Linked DNA regions of Homo sapiens: region 2 is linked to region 1. A link is a loop called in an ENCODE intact Hi-C map of the cell type or tissue named here. Cell type or tissue: natural killer cell. All regions are shown on one strand. Links, peaks and the distances in the headings refer to the core of each region. The heading gives the core; the rest is flanking DNA.

Evidence for each region. A loop is a pair of places that touch in the nucleus more often than their neighbours do. Peaks named below come from ENCODE experiments on the same cell type or tissue, not always from the same donor. Only the 100,000 strongest peaks of a DNase experiment are listed, where the experiment ranks them.
Region 2: a loop joins it to region 1, with 1.8 times the contacts of the local background. A loop is called at or near these places in 5 of 110 quality-filtered maps.

Annotation. Positions count from the first base shown.
Region 1 is chr11:108,249,740-108,258,289 of GRCh38, reverse strand. It overlaps ATM (ATM serine/threonine kinase), which reads right to left. Exons shown (of 63, transcript NM_000051.4): 10 at 7,218-7,589; 11 at 6,259-6,453; 12 at 5,378-5,473; 13 at 4,251-4,476; 14 at 1,950-2,075; 15 at 684-809. Among named protein-coding and RNA genes, the nearest start is that of ATM, 31 kb to the right of the region's middle. In natural killer cell, for the core only: no CTCF peak of the experiment used is centred there; a DNase peak (open chromatin) is centred at 4,889.
Region 2 is chr11:108,301,857-108,309,946 of GRCh38, reverse strand. ATM (ATM serine/threonine kinase) reads right to left here. Exons shown (of 63, transcript NM_000051.4): 36 at 6,918-7,094; 37 at 5,095-5,272; 38 at 1,963-2,050. It also overlaps a transcript of C11orf65 not described here. Among named protein-coding and RNA genes, the nearest start is that of ATM, 83 kb to the right of the region's middle. In natural killer cell, for the core only: no CTCF peak of the experiment used is centred there; no DNase peak of the experiment used is centred there.

The DNA of each region.
Region 1 (8,550 bases), core at 306-8,305:
GAGAAACTCAGATTCCTATTGCTTATTTGTCTGGATATTACCTTTATGTACCATTCAACTGAATTTTAAATCAATTTGTATAACTTATGAATGTGAACAGATATGGTAGCTGACACCTGTAATCACAGCACTTTGAGATGTAAGCATCACTTGAGCCCAGGGTTTGAGACTAGCCTGGGCAATGTGTAAAACCCCATCAATACAAAAAATTACAAAAATACAAAAATCAGCCAGGCATGGTGGTGTACACTTGTAGTCCCAGCTACTAAGGAGGCTGAGGTGGGAGAATCACTTGAGCCCAGGAGGTCGAGGCTGCTGTGAGCCCAGGAGGTCGAGGCTGCTGGATCGCAGTGATGTGATCACTCACTCTGGGTGAAAGAGTGAGAGACTGTCTCAAAAAAAAGAAAAATAAAAGTAAAAAATAAACTTACGAGTGGACACCAAAACAGTAACACCAACCAGTGATCAATTCCCTGCATAGGCTACACTTTCAAGTAAAAAGAAAATTTTAGCTAGGTGGTACATGCCTGTAGTCCCAATTACTTGGGAGGCTGAGGCAGGAGAATTGCTGGAAACCAGGAGGTCAAGGCTACAATGAGTTGTGACAATCCCACTGCACTCCAGCCTGGGTGACAGAGAAAGATCCTATCTCAAAAAACAAAACAAGAAGAAGAAAATCTTACCTTGGTACAGTTGCTCAAGCAACGTGTACATAGCTGCATCATATTTCTCAAGGAACCAATTCTGAATTCCTCATTTGTCTTATTTTTAAACAGAGTGATACTTTCTCCTGCACATTGCATTAGAGACTATTGTGAATAGAAGGAAAAATGCAAATTCCAGTTAAAATTATAGTTTAGTATTGCTTTTTACAGTGTACTTTGATCTTGGACATACTATAAAATAAAAAATAAAGTGCACTTAAGAGAAAAAATGAAATGTTTTTAGAAGTTCCACGTAGTCATACAGTATAAGCAAAACTCATTAACAATTTTTTAAAATGGCAAATCTTATACTCTGTTCTTGCAAATCATACCAGTGACAGAGTACTACCAAGAGATAAGAAAGAGTTTCATGCTTACAGCCTATCATTAAAAAGTCAGGAAACAACAGATGCTGGACAGGATGTGGAGAAACAGGAATGCTTTTACACTGTTGGTGGGAGTGTAAATTAGTTCAATCATTGTGGAAGACAGTGTGGCAATTCCTCAAGGATCTAGAACTAGAAATACCATTTGACCCAGCAATCCCATTACTGGGTATATACACAAAGGATTATAAATCATTTTACTATAAAGACACATGCACACGTATGTTTATTGCAGCACTGTTCACAACAGCAAAAACTTGGAAGCAACCCAAATGCCCATCAATGATAGACCGGATAAAGATAATGTGGCACATATACACCATGATATACTATGCAGCCATAAAAAAGGATGAGTTCATGTCCTTTGCAGGGACATGGATGAAGCTGGAAACCATCATTCCCAGCAAACTAACACAAGAACAGAAAAACAAACACTGCATGTTCTCACTCATAAGTGGCAGCTGAACAATGAGAACACATGGACACAGGGAGGGGAACATTATACACCAGGGCCTGACAGGGGGTCGGGGGCTAGGGGAGGGATAACATTAGGAGAAGTACCTAATGCAGATGACGAGTTGATGGGTGCAGCAAACCACCATGGCACTGTATATCTATGTAACAAACCTGCATGCTCTACATCATGTACCCCAGAACTTAAAGTATAATAATAATTAAAAATTAAACAATTAAAACAATTTAAAAAATACATAGTATAATTTCTTCTCACATTACATAAATAAAAGAGAAAGGGTTAACCTGCATAAAATTTAATGTCTTCCAAACAAATGTAATAATTTTCACAGGAATACATTTCATTCAAATTTATCCGAAACTTTATTAGTATAAATTCTCCTACCTTGGCTTTCTGGAATAATTCTGACTTATATGCTTCCTCTTCAGCTATTACACCCATGTAACAGTAGCAGCCAAGGACACCCACCAAAAGACGTGAACACCGGACAAGAGTTTCTGAATTTGTAATCTTAAAGTAAACCACAAATAAAAATATATATATTTCATAAATAATTTAGTATACTCTATCTTTTGTAAGAACAAATTCTACATACATATTAAAAAACAAAAGTTCAGTTAACTGAGTTAAAGGTGGCATATCCTGGATAGCTCTAAAAACAACTAGGAGATCACTGTAGAATTATAACCAGGATTCTCAAGAAAAATAGCCTAAGTATCTCCTGATGGCCAAGCAGGATATATCATCTTAGGGTGGAGGGTGTACTGTACACATAGGCCCTTAAATATTTGAGGTAGGGATGAAAGAAAAGAAAAAAAGCTTCACAGGCAAATAAATGACTGTAAGTCTTAGAACACAAGTAGAAATTACAGTCATATAAAGAGACATTAAAATGACATTTTAAGCTTCTGAAGAATAGGAACCTTGACTTATTCAGCTTTTTAGACTCCACAGAATAGCATAAAACATTTTTTCTAGTAGATACAAGTTTTGACAGCTGGCCGGGCATGGTGGCTCACGCCTACAACCCCAACACTTTGGGAGGCCGAGGCGGGCAGATCACCTGAGGTCAGGAGTTCGAGACCAACCTGGCTAACGTGGTGAAACCTTGTCTCTACTAAAAATACAAATATTAGCAGGGCGTGATGGCAGGCACCTATAATCTCAGCTACTCAGGAGGCTGAGGCAGGAAAATTGCTTGAACCCAGGAGGCGAAGGTTGCAATGAGCCGAGATCAGGCCACTGCACTCCAGCCTGGGCAACAGAGCAAGACTCCATCTCAAAAAAAAAAAAAAAAAAAAAGTTTAGACAATTTTATAGAATTACTAAGAATCTGCTAAGTTACACACAAAATGTTCAGATTTTTTTTGTTCCTACAGGGTAGGAAACGGCATTTTAGGAGAAAATATACAAAACTAAATTACTTTGTAATGAAAGTGGTTACAATTGTGGTGCAGAAGAATGTCAGTAAAGATCATAAAGAGGCACACTGTCCCCTCTCATGTCCTCAAGTCATTTTCCCTGGCTACCGAATTCACTCCTTTGAATGGATTGTAGGCTTTATTTAATCATTTACCATGTAATAAGGCACTGTGGAGGATATAAAGATAAATAAAAACATGTATGCCCTTTTAAGAGTTTATGTTTAAGAGTTATAGTTCAAGAGATATTTGTATACAAACCATATGTAAATATCCATGGTATAAAGAAGATGCTAACTGCCATTAAAAATGTGAAACATTAAGTACTATGAAATTAAAAGATGAAAAATTATTAGGCCAGGCACCGTGGCTCACGCCTGTAATCCTAGCACTTCGGGATGCTGAGGCGGGTCCATCACCTGAGGTCAGGAGTTTAAGACCAGCCTGGCCAACATAGCAAAACCCCATCTCTACTAAAAATACAAAAATTACCTGGGCGTGGTAGCACTCGCCTGTCCCAGCTACTCGGAAGACTGAGGCAGGAGAATTGCTTGAACTGGAAGACGGAGGTTGCAGTGAGCCAAGATCACGTCACTGCACTCCAGCCTGGGCAACAGAGCGAGGCTCTGTCTCAAAAATAAAAATTCTTAGAATCTTACTTTCTGAGATTCTAAGAAAGGCGTTAGCAAGGATTTTCACATGTGGATGATCTGAATACACAGAAATAGGTAGAAAGACATTTCACATTTTAAAAAATGCAAGTTTTGGCAAGAGAATAGTATACATGAAGAGAACTCGTGATTTTGAGGCTAAAGGAAATTCCTAGATGACGTCTAAAATAATTGCTAGTCCATTTATTGTCTTTACTAATCACTCATCTCTCTTCAGATGCCACCAAAATCTATTAGATTTGTTTACATCGTGTTCTTTTCTATTACTGTAACATTTCCCTCCTTTGTATTTAGAGGTTTTTTTCATCATATAATCCCTATGCTCAAACTCTTACTATTCCTCACTAACCTACACAAGGAATTATTTTATGTCTACCATAATTTCCAGTACAAAGGAAGTACTCAAATTATTATTCTTGAGTTTTCCTTTAATTATGCTAAGTTGTCCAATTTAGAGCCCTTTACTGCCACTTTGCTTTTAAAATGAAGCCTCCCACCATCCTTGCTGTTTTTCCTGCCCCTATTTCTCCTTCCTAACAGTTTACCAAAGTTGAATCATATATAAGCTTAGTTCTTTTTTTAAAAAATCTCACCTCAGATGAGTAATTATTCAGAAGCTGTTCTGATAATCCCAGAAGACAGCGATCCAGTGATTCCTTGAGATTCTGGTGGACAGAGAAGCCAATACTGGACTGGTGCTTTTCTATACCACATTCTCTCACAATGGTTAAAAAGTCCATCTTGTCAAAAGTTGTCTGAAGAAATAGTTCTTCTACTTCTGAGAATGAAAGTTCTTCTTTATCTTTTTGGTGGTGTTCACTTCAAGAAAGTAAGATCTTTAATATATAAACCAAGTACCTAATGCTTTGCCTTATATGTATTAGCAATATATTACAAAGGAAAACATTAACCTAGTATCTACATCATTCAAAGACTACTTATATAATTAATAGATTATTCTTTTAAATGCTTCTCTTCTTCGGACTTTGAGACCTACTTATATCAAATGTCATTATTCAGTAGCAAATTTTACTAATAGATAGAGAAAAAATACAAGTTACAATCTCAAAGGCAAATTCAGAAAGTATTTTTAAAAACACCAGATATAAATGTTAAGCATAACATTGTCTGCAAACATATCCCTTTTTTCACCAAGCAGAGGAAGTAAAGAGCATAGGTTTAAAAACCTTTAACATCTGGTATAGGTAAGCAGTTACGCATCCTTTTGCCCTCTTGAGGGAGATAAGGAATGTTTGTGCCAGTGAGTCATTTTCAGTCACAGCAATACAATCTAAGTCTCTTGAGTCAATCAACTAAACTCAGGTTTAGATTTATTTTTGTTTTCAATTATCATTAGTTTTTAAAGCTAACAAATAGTCAAATCATAGTTGATGTACAGAAATGGGTAACATCTTTAAGAACTTATTTCATATAAATTTTATATTCTTAATTTCCCAGCATAACCATTCAGTTTTTCTCATTGGCACTTGTCACATATTATACTATACAGCATTAAAAAATAGTAAGCTTGGTCTAATGTTATATAACATAGATTACAATCACTGAATTAAAACAACCTCTTCCCTGGCTAACAGTTGCAATTTTTTTGGACCAATTTAGTTTACAATTATTAAGATGCAGCTACTACCCAGCTAAAATTATCATCTTTGTAATTAAAGCTATAGCTTAAAATGATAAAGAGCATTATTAGATAACATACCATTCTGGCACGCTTTGGAAAAAATTCATTGCAGCTTTACAGTTTTTCATAGTGAGACTCACAAGAATTTTCTCCAGTACAAGATGAGGAAAATTACTACAAAGAAAAACAAAAAGCTTCACTTAGAAGACCAAAAGCCATGTAAAGAATACTTTAAACTTTAACATCCATGTTTAGCTATAAATCTTGACTTCTAAAATTTGGATCCTAGATTAAAATTGCTTTCATCTATACTAAATTTCTTAATATCTAAAAGGACAATTTAAGGAGGACAACCATTGTTATTATCATTTCCAATACTGTTTAGAAACAGCATGTTTAACATTATTTCTGAAATAAATAAAAGGTTGTAAAATTAAAGCAAAAGTACTTTAATTGGATCCATTCGGAGGTCTGCTCTCCAATCATTTGGTTCCAATTACCAATCTGTGGAAAGGTTAAGTGGACGAGGGACTCCATTCCTTTATCCTAGTGCTTACATCCTGTTTTGTCTTCCTCGTTTCCTCACCTCATTCATAAAACATCTTTTACCCAAAAGACACTCCCATTATGAGAAAGGATCCAGGATCTACATGACTCAAATATATGGACTTACTTATTTAAAAAATCAGAAAGGAACACATAAATGCTCAAAGAATTATATGTGCATTTTTCATGCACATCCCCCATATTCTCACAGTGAGACAACCCTTTATTTCAGAAGCAATCAGGCATAAAGACACAGATAACTGTAAAAACAAACATAATATTTAATAATTAAGGTTAGATCTGGGAAATTCTGCATTATTATTATAAAATAAAGCCATCTGGCATCAAATAAGTGGAGAGAGCCTGATAAAACAAACAAAAAAAACAGCAGCATGCTAATGAACTTAAATTACCTGTGAAGAATTGGAGGCACTTCTGTGCTATTTTCTAAGTCACCCTCTAACTGATAGAATAAGAGCCATTTCATTATTGATTCCTTTAAAGAAAAGCTTCTATTTACTTCACACATATTTTGCTCTATTCCCATTTTTACCGTTCCTGGAACTATACTGGTGGTCAGTGCCAAAGTCAAACAGCATACTGCAGGACTATAACAAAACAAAGGACAATTGTGAAAAGCAAGCTATTGGAGGGGCAAAGACTTTATCTATCAGGACAGTGCCTGGCACATACATTTAGTTAAGGTGACTAAATGAACATAAAAACTGTTAAAAGTCTGATTACATTTGGGAAGATTCTTGATTAAAAAATAGCTCGTTTATTAACAGTGCATAGTACTACAATTTAAACATGGCTATTTAATAAATAATGATAAATTGCACATAAAAGAAATTTAAACTCTTCATAATTCTTTAAAGAAAGTCTTTTGGATACACGTATACAATTAGAAGGAATAAGACCTGGTGTCCGATACATCAGTAGGGTGACTACGGTTAACATTAATCTATTGTACATTTCCAAACAGCAAGAAGAGAATAATTCAAACGTTCCTAGCATGAAGAAAAGATACGTAGGGTGCTGATATCCCATCACCCTACATGAGTGTGTCATATGAGTGTGTCAAATTATCACATGTACCTTGATAATATATAACTCTATTATAGATCAATTAAAAATTTTTTAACTAAAAAAGAAATTCCTTAACATTAGTCTTTAATAATTTGTCAACATTTGAAACTAAATTCACTTATGCATTTATTAAGTCTTCTCGGCCAAACAAGAAAAGCATCTGAAATAGAATTTGACATCTTTAACTGAAGTAACAAACTATGAAAATGATCAGGGATATGTGAGTGTGTGTGTGTCTGTGTGTGTTTATCTGTAAGTCAGACATAATGCATGCTGAACTTACCATGAAGGTCTGCAGGCTGACCCAGTAAATAACTTCCAGAATTCTCTGTCAACCTCAACTAAACTACCCTGAATTATGGCTCCAAGTAAGCCAAAGTTTTCAGCTTGTATTTGCTCAGAACTTATACCACGAAAGGTAATACACCAAATTTTATTCCAGAGTTTTAATAAATCTGACTTTTGTGAGCTTTCTAGGTTTGACCTCTTGTCTTGACACAATGCAACTTCCGTAAGGCATCGTAACACATATGGTGTACGTTCCCCATGTCGCTGTTGGGGTAGAAGCTGAGATAGTATCATCAGTAATGGAGACAGCTCACAGTTAGGTAAACTTGCAGGATACTTTGATATTAATTGGGTTGCAATCTGTAGCCTAAAAAAAAAAAAAAAGGATAATTTGAAAACTATTCCATCACATTAACAAACTAAAAGGAAATATATAGACATGGTACTCTTACAATATCCTAATTAGAGAATCACCATCATTTCCATAGTACTCTAAAAATAAACTGGCTGTTAATAGTTACTATGTCCTACTTCCTAAATTGGCAGGAAAATTGTCAACGTTTGGCTAGCTGGGTAAGCTGTTAAGTTTCCCTTAAACAAATATTTTAAAGGATATTAAATTAGCAATATTTGGGCCAGGTGGTTTCCCAGCACTTTGGGAGGCCAAGGCAGGCAGATCACGAGGTTAGGAGTTTGAGACCAGCCTGGCCAACATGGTGAAACCCAGTCTCTACTAAAAATACAAAAATTAGCCGGGCATGGTGGCACATGCCTGGAATCCCAGCTACTCAGGACGCTGAGGCAGGATAACTGCTTGAACCTGGGAGGTGGAGGTTGTAGTGAGCCAAGATTGTGCCACTGCACTCCAGCCTGGGTGACAGAGTGAGCCTCCGTCTCAGAAAATATATATATATATATATATATATTTAGCAATATTTTATTTCTGAGTTATCTTGTACATCCTTGCTCTTTAGTCACCAAACGATTCCTCTAAAACAGGAAAACAAAGAAACCCAAAAAACTGTTTTTCCTTTACATTAATTCAGTTAATCCAATAAACATTTGCTGTGTATTCTCTAGAATGTGTGATACTTAAGAATAGGAGTCTTATGTTATTCATCTCTGTATATCTAACGCTTAGCCCATAACAGGTGTTCAATAAATTACTCTTGACTAAAAGGACAAATTAAGAATCTTAAATAGCTACTCTTAACTATATAAAAATGAGCTTAAGCAATAGGTATCTAAATCAATATGCTTTTCCCCAGAAGTCACTTACACTTAAACATTCCATCAACATGGTAATCAAAAGAGCACTGATCACGAGT
Region 2 (8,090 bases), core at 45-8,044, 52 kb before region 1:
TCAAACCTATCAGAGAATCTGATAAAACCTGTAGACTATCACCTGATACAAAATTGGGGTTCATATCTGCTCTCTACCAAGAAATCCATGTACCACAGACTAAGAATAGGATACACAGAATAGCTAATACAAATGCACACAAGCACCCCCCAACACACACTTTAAAACAGTCAATTTAATAAAAAATATTGTTTCATCTAAGACACAAATACATGTCTTTCCTATTGTGACTTATTTTCTCCTTAATGTATTGCCTAGGTTGAGTTACTTAATAAAAATCTTCCACTGTGTTAATAGGTAGGTCAAGATTGAAAGGGACCATAGATAGTATCTTTTTCAAAACTAGCATTGTAGAGATGGGACATGGTAGTGCTTAAGAGCACTAGTGTTGAAGTACAATACAGGTAGGTTCAAATCTAGCTATATTGCCTACTACCAGCTGTGTGATCTTCAGCAACTTAACTTCTTAAACCTCAGTTTCCTAGTTTCCTTACTTGCAAATGCTGGAACAACATGGACCTTGGAGAATGGGTGCAACAATTAAATAATGCCTGCAAAGCTGATGAATAAGGCACACCCTACTACACAGCAAGCACTCAACTAAAGTTAATTTTCCGATGAATGTTAAGTTCAGAGAAGTGAAATAATTTCCCCATGGAAAGGAAGACACTACAGACATTATTCTGATTTTGAAAGATGATAAGACTGAGGTTCAAAGACAGCAAGCAATTTTTTTGTTGTTGTTGTTTTATTGTTGTTCTTTGTTTTTGCCCAACATACTGTACAGGATAACAAGTAATTTTTACACAGCACAAGCTTGGACTTGAATGCATGTCTTTACCCGTTTTTCTATATCCCATTCATACTTTCTCCAGGAATATTCTTCAGGATCTTATTCAGCATTAAAATGGAATATGAAGAATTTTTATCTTCTCCAACTCCTGCTAATGTCAACACCATTCTACCCCAATGGTAAGTCTGAAATGAATGACTCAAAGGTAAAACTGCCTCCCAACACCAAGAAAACAAATGCTCTCCACTACATTAAAGCTTCTGATAGGCCTCCTCAGAAGATAATCTGGTATAAAACTCTAAGGTAAAATAACCAGAAGCAAAGACACTGAAAAGCATAAAACTTCTTTTTCTACTAGAGAAGAAGAATGGTTTAAGACTACATAGGAATTAATTTTTTAAGATATTAATGCATTTAGGCTTAAAAACATTTCATTTTTCACTCACCTCTCCCTCTCATTCTTTACCAACCACCCCTACCACCACCATACACACTTATGAGACATCGATTCCTACCTATTCAAATTATAGGCCTACTACACTATTTCTTCAGAGTTCTGGTCAACTCTCAAGCAGTACTCATCAGTCAGACCATCCATTCTAGCAATTTCTGTATGCACTGTTAAAAATCTCATGAGAAATAACAGGAACAAAGATACTATACTATAAAACAATTTACCAGAAACAAGAAAATAAACATTGTCACAGCACAGTATTGCCACAGATTTTGAGACCACTGCACACAGTAAAGAAACTTACATCTTAAAATAAAGATACATAAAGAAGACATTTACACAACTCTATTTACTTCTTAGAACTAAAGCAAAGAGAAAAGTAAAAAGAGGGGTAATACAGCTAAATGTAACTTGGAAAAACACTTGCTCCTATCCCTAACATAGATGAAATAAATTGGAGCCAAGAAGGCTGCATAATTTAACAAAGGTAACATGGTTACTGGTACAGCTGGTACTAGAATTGAGAGTTCTTGACACTGATTTAACCAAACTGCTATCCTGAATATGGATTACTGCAAGGAGATATAAATATCACACAAATTAAATATAACACTTTGCAACACCTTCACCTAAAATAATCATGTTAAAATTCAGCCGATAGTTAACAAGTTACACTCTAGATCCTAAACGTAAGAAGCAACACTCATTACATTACCTCTTTTGTCTTCTCATGTAGTCCACAACAGCAAGCATTGTTCTTTGTGATTTTTTATCCAAACAGCATCGGAAAAAGTGCTCTGACTCTGACAAACAAAAATATCTCCCCTCAGTCCCAGGCATTCTTGCTTACACACCTTCTTCCTTCTTGTTTATGTGTCTGTCTCCCACTATGCTATAAGGTTCTGGTGGGCAGTACCTAACACAAAATTGGTTCTGAAGGAATTTAATAGGATTTCTTTTGCTTTTAAAAGAAACTGTTATCTTAAAAAAAGTGAGAACTTACATTGTAATTTATATTTTATTTCAAAGGAGGACTAATTAATTGATTCAATAAGATCTTTTATGTGCTAGGTCCTCAGTATATAAGCATGAACAAGACAGATCATGTCAGACCACACAGAACTCACTGACTAGCCTGGGACATTACAACACAATATGATAAGTGTTATAATAGGAAAGTTTAAAATGCTACAGAAGCTTAGCAGAGGGAACCTCACCTAGACAAGAAAAGTTTCATAGAAAAAGTGATACTGGCCAAGTGCAATGGCTCATGCCTGTAATCCCAGCACTTTGGGAGGCTGATGCGGACGGATCACTTGAGGCCAAGTTTGAGACCAGCCTGGCCAACATGGTGAAACCCTATCTCTATTAAAAACACAAAAATTAGCAGGGCATGCTGGCACACATCTGTAATCCCAGCTATTCAGGAGGCTGAGGCACGGGAATTGCTTGATCCTGAGGGGCAGAGGTTGCAGTGAGCCGAGATTGCACCACTGCACTCCAGCCTGGGTGACACAGCGAGACTCTGTCTCAAGAGAAAAAAAGAAAAAAAAAAAAGAAAAAAGAAAAAGTGATATCTGAAAGAAGAGTAATAGTCATCAGAGCAGGAAAGGATAGTGCTACAGGCAATAATAATAATATCTGAGATGGCTGGAAGCAAGAAATAACTTGGAAAATTTAATGAAAGAATTTCAACTGTGCTAAATCATGGAGCTAGAAAGCAGTAAGGATGCTAAGGGCAGAGAGAAACAAATGGACTAAGTTATTCATAATATGGAATTGGCAAGATTTGGTAATCAGATGAAATACGTGAGAGAGGTTTCTAGAGTAAGCAACTGAGTGCCATTTGTCAAAAAGGTACACATTTAAAAAAGTAGGCTGGGGGAAGGGATGAAGAAGATGACACGTTTGCTTTTGGACAGCTGAGTTTGAGATGCACATGGGACGTTTAGTGAAGGCAATGAGGCTTATAGCCATCAGAAAAGATACACCATTTAAATTTTACAAAAATATGTATTTCCTTTTCAATAACAGAATTTTATATGTGAAGTTTAAATTTTCACTTAAGGTAATAAAAATATTGGCACTGTATACAGATAAAATAAAACAGTTACTTTACCTTCCAATGGTTGTGACATAAATACATAAGTGATAAACATGAAAAAAGTCTTGGCCATGTTCATGATAACAAATTACCAGATTATCATAAACAATGATTACCTTAAACTATGTAATAAAAATTGTTTTTAATAGTACTGTAAATTACATATTAAAGTTTTAAATGCTTAAATCACTTATACCTGTATTTTCCCAATTAAAGATAAGAGATACATTTTAGATAGTTTACAAAGCCTCTATGAGAATTTTTATTTTAGGATTTTCATTTCAGTGGCCTAAGGAAAATTCATATAAGCACATTCTAGATCATTTAGAGAACAGCCTATAATCTAGTAGGATCACAGGATGGGCATCTATGTCTATGTTTATAATTTATATTTTTCCAAATAGTAGATTTGTAATTGCTGTTAGCCAACAGAAAATAAAATACATAAAATATAAAGCATAGCAAACTGAAGTCTAAATGACATTAGAGTCATGTCAAATGAAGGTTGTAGCAGTAAAACTAAAAGAAACAATTGGAAGAACTGAGTAATCACAACCTTTGCTGAAGTGACTGGAAGGATTGGGAGGAGCAGATTAGTTGTGGCAAAATATCACATTAAATCAACATTTGTATTAGAATTGATTGGTCTTTAAGTACAACAAGTGAATTTGCACCTAGCTTTATGTTTGCATATAAAACACATTAATAATATATAATAAAGACAGTTAACAATAAAGATCTGTGAATTTTGTATCCTTTTATAAAATTTAGGTTTAAAAAACTGACCCATAATGAGCCTTCAAGCATGCATATATGTATTATACATACCCAACCCTTGGTGGAATTTCTTTTGCTATTATGCTCTTGGCATGAGAAATACCCATTATATGTCATAGAAGGAAAGTAGGTTATAAGAGTAAATAAAGTACAGTTCAATTTTTGTTTTAAACAATTAGAAGGATATACACTAAATGTTAATTATAGTTATACAAAGGGTTTTTTTTCTTTTTTTAGACAGTCTCGCTGTGTCGTTCAGTCTGGAATGCAGTGGTGTAATCTTGGCTAGTGAGCCTCAGGAGCCTCTACCTCCTGAGTTCAAGTGATTCTCCTGCCTCAGCCTCCCAAGTAGCTGCAATTATAGGCGCCTGCCACCATGCCCGGCTAATTTTTGTATTTTTAGTAGGGACGGGGTTTCACCACGTTGGCCAGGCTGGTCTTGAACTCCTGACCTGAAGTGATCCACCAACCTTGGCATCCCAAAGTGCTGGCATTACAGGCGTGAGCCACTGTGCCCGGCCAAAGGCTGCTTTTTAAATTGAGTTGGCCAGAGCTCTGAAAATATGAAAATTCTATCGTATCTGCACCACAGTACCTAAAATATCTGATTGTGTTTGTTTTTTCCATTGCTAGAATGTGGGTGTTTCTTTTTCACATTAATATTGCCAGTGCAAGCACAGTGCCTGACACATATTGAAAGCTCAATTAGTTGACCCATTATCAATAGCCAAAATGTACTGAGGGAATACTATACATCAAGTACTATCCTAGGCACTTTACACACATTATTTCATTGAAAACTTGTTGCAACTGTTGGCAACTTTTATCTCCATTCCATAGATGAAGAAACAAATTTAGAGGTTATAGATTTAATCCTGTAAAGTGCTTTTAGTGGGATTCCATCTTAAATCCATCTTTCTCTAGAACTGAGTTTACAGTATTAATGTTAAAAATTTAATAGAATACCTGAATCCAAGTTTGCAGGGGTTGTGGATCGGCTCGTTTGCGAGAAGTGTCGAAGACAGCTGGTGAAAAATCCCTGAACATGTGTAGAAAGCAGATTTCTCCATGATTCATTTGTATCTTGGAGTAAAATATCATGAATCAAGTATGGAAGTACAGTCTGACAAAAGTCAGTTTTCACCTAGAATATACAAACAAATCCACCCAATAGTTTGAGTAAAAATGAGTAAAATTAATACATTTTACTTAAAATTTTCATGCCCCGTTGACATATTAAATTTCTAAAAGATGATAGATTAATCTGCCATAAACTCAACATACTGCTAAAAAAACAAACAAAAAACATGTATTAGGTGGTGTTTAAAAAACCACACTAGGCTAGTATATCAATATCAAATATATATGTTAGTGACACTGTAACTGTTTATTTCCAGTCTAGGCCATTACCATAATGAAACAGAATATTGCTTACAAATGAAATTATATCACCACTTTAAATACAATTTCAGAGTTGAAAAGCGTTAGTAACAGAAGGAGTTTTCTGATATGATAGAAGAGGGAAAAAGGTATCAAAAGTTTAAGACAAAAGTTGGAAATCTGATTTTTATGCATTTTCTAACCTCAGTGAAGAACTACAACAGTCATGTTAAAAATGTTTATTTTTTAATAAGCCCAACTTCTGGGCATAAAATTTGGGTAATTATTTGTGGTATATTCCAAAGAGCAGAAAAGTGCTCCAATACATCTGGCACATTAAAACAGTATTCAGCTTTACTTTTGCTATTCACCGCACTCCATATTTAACATATGAATGAATCATTACACTCCATATCCATCATATTCATCATACTTCACACACATAAGACAGGTTATAGATTACTAATTGCACCCTTTTTCTTTTTCAAACCAAAGACAAGGCAAAACACCAGTTTTAGAGCTAGAGAATTTAAAGTACCACAAATGGGGTGTGTACATATGTATATTTGGAACATTTTATTTTCTGGCTCAAAGGTAAAACTTTATAAAAATCTTAGCTTTGTTCACTAATGAGAAATAAGCTGTATGTGTGTTCAGGGTACCACTCTGCTGAATTGGTATGAGTGCGGTGTAGTATTGCAGAGAAGGTGATGTTTTATTCACTGTCACTACTTTTTCTGTAGAAAATAAGAACTGCTTCTTACATTGCTTTCAATGTGAGTACATTACGAAAATACTTCTCTATCAGTTATCTGTAATCAGCAGATGTTTGACCTCATCAGATGTTGTATTTTCACATTTCTGTTGAATCACATTTGACAGTGCTATAAATTAACTCTGTAAATCTTAGAGCATCATAGTATGCTGTTTTAGATTACACATTTGATGGAAGAGTACAAACTTTGTTTCATTTGGTATGTACCTTTACTCTTCGTTGAGATAAATTGTACTATATCCTCAAAAATAAAAAAGCTATGCTGATTGCTGCCCCACTCCTTTTTCTTATTCAAGAAAGCATATCAGGGAAAATAAAGGTGCTCTTATCAGAAGACGTAAACAAAGTTAGAACAGGCTCTTGGTTAATGCAAATAATTTATAATCAGCAGTATTTTAACTATCATTAGTAACAAATTATTCAAGGCACCCCTTAGAACTCCTCTAGTATGTTGCTATCCCGAAGCTGAAACCTAATGCATAAAGTTATGACTAAATACGGATGCTCACTTTAATAAATTTACAACAGTTTGAGTGGGGGTGATATTATGTGAAGATGATGTGCAGTATCACAGCACTCTTTAGATAAACAGGTCATAAACAAGGAATTATATCAGACTAATTAATCTTCTTACTTCACACATTGGCTTTAATAATTGAAGAATTTCACATTTTGTGCCTCCACTGTCCAAAAAAGCACAAGTCAGTGTCTTTATCCAAATGTCATGATTTTCACTTAGAGGAATCCACAGATTTATATCATCCAGGCCTTCAAAAGGGTTTTCTTTGTCAAATCTGGGTACTTCTAAAAACTAGAAAGAAAGGGATTAGAAAATGTAAATAAGAGAAGTGGAAATCATTGTACCTTTCCTACACAAAATGAGTATAACAAATCTTTCTGAATAAAGCTAAATACAGTTAAAACTAAATCTGGAGGCAATGTTTACCTTTTAAGATGAAAACATTTATGTTTATACAAGAGGCAGAGTGGTATGGCAAAAACTGCTGCTTTAGGCAGCAGAAAAATTAGGTTCTACTCTCAGCTCTGTCACTCATTAGTAGCATATTACACAAATCACAAACTCTGACTCATCTGTCTCTTGAACAAAACTAGACCACATCTACCACAGAGACTTGATTTCAAAATGAAATGAGATTTTAAAATGTTAGAATTATAATGCCTTCCAGGTTATATTATTAGTTTCATTAACAGTTTATATTACCAGTAATTTTACTAACACTAAAATTATATTTATGATGCACTGAAAGTACTGCTTCAATGTTGGGTTTCTGCCCTGAAATTAAATTGGTGAAAACTAAACTGTGTATTTCTCAGTCACTTTATGAAAAGAAGATAGTAAAGAGGAATGCTTAGACTAAGGAAGGAACAAGTGTTCTTAAACATGCTTCACAGAATACTTACAGTGGAACCTTATTACGATATCAACATGGAAAAAGGGAGAAATCTATGGGTCTTCCTATATTTCACCAGGGGATTGTGATATGTTAACTTGACATGGAAATAAACACTTGTGGATCACAATAACTATAAACCATACCCAGAGCTAACAGCTTTCATGGGAGCAAAGTAGCGCTTTCTATTTCTAAAAAAACAAGGTCTGTCTTTAAGAATTTCCCCTCCCCCAAAAATCAACTACTATTTCCTCAGGTTACCTATCTGAGCTTTTCCACACTGCCATAATAAATTAAAAATAACACATTCCCTGGATTTATGAAATATGGCTTAAATTACTTATAGGAAAGGTTAATAGTTAGTACAATACTATTTCAAGCAATTTAACAGTCAT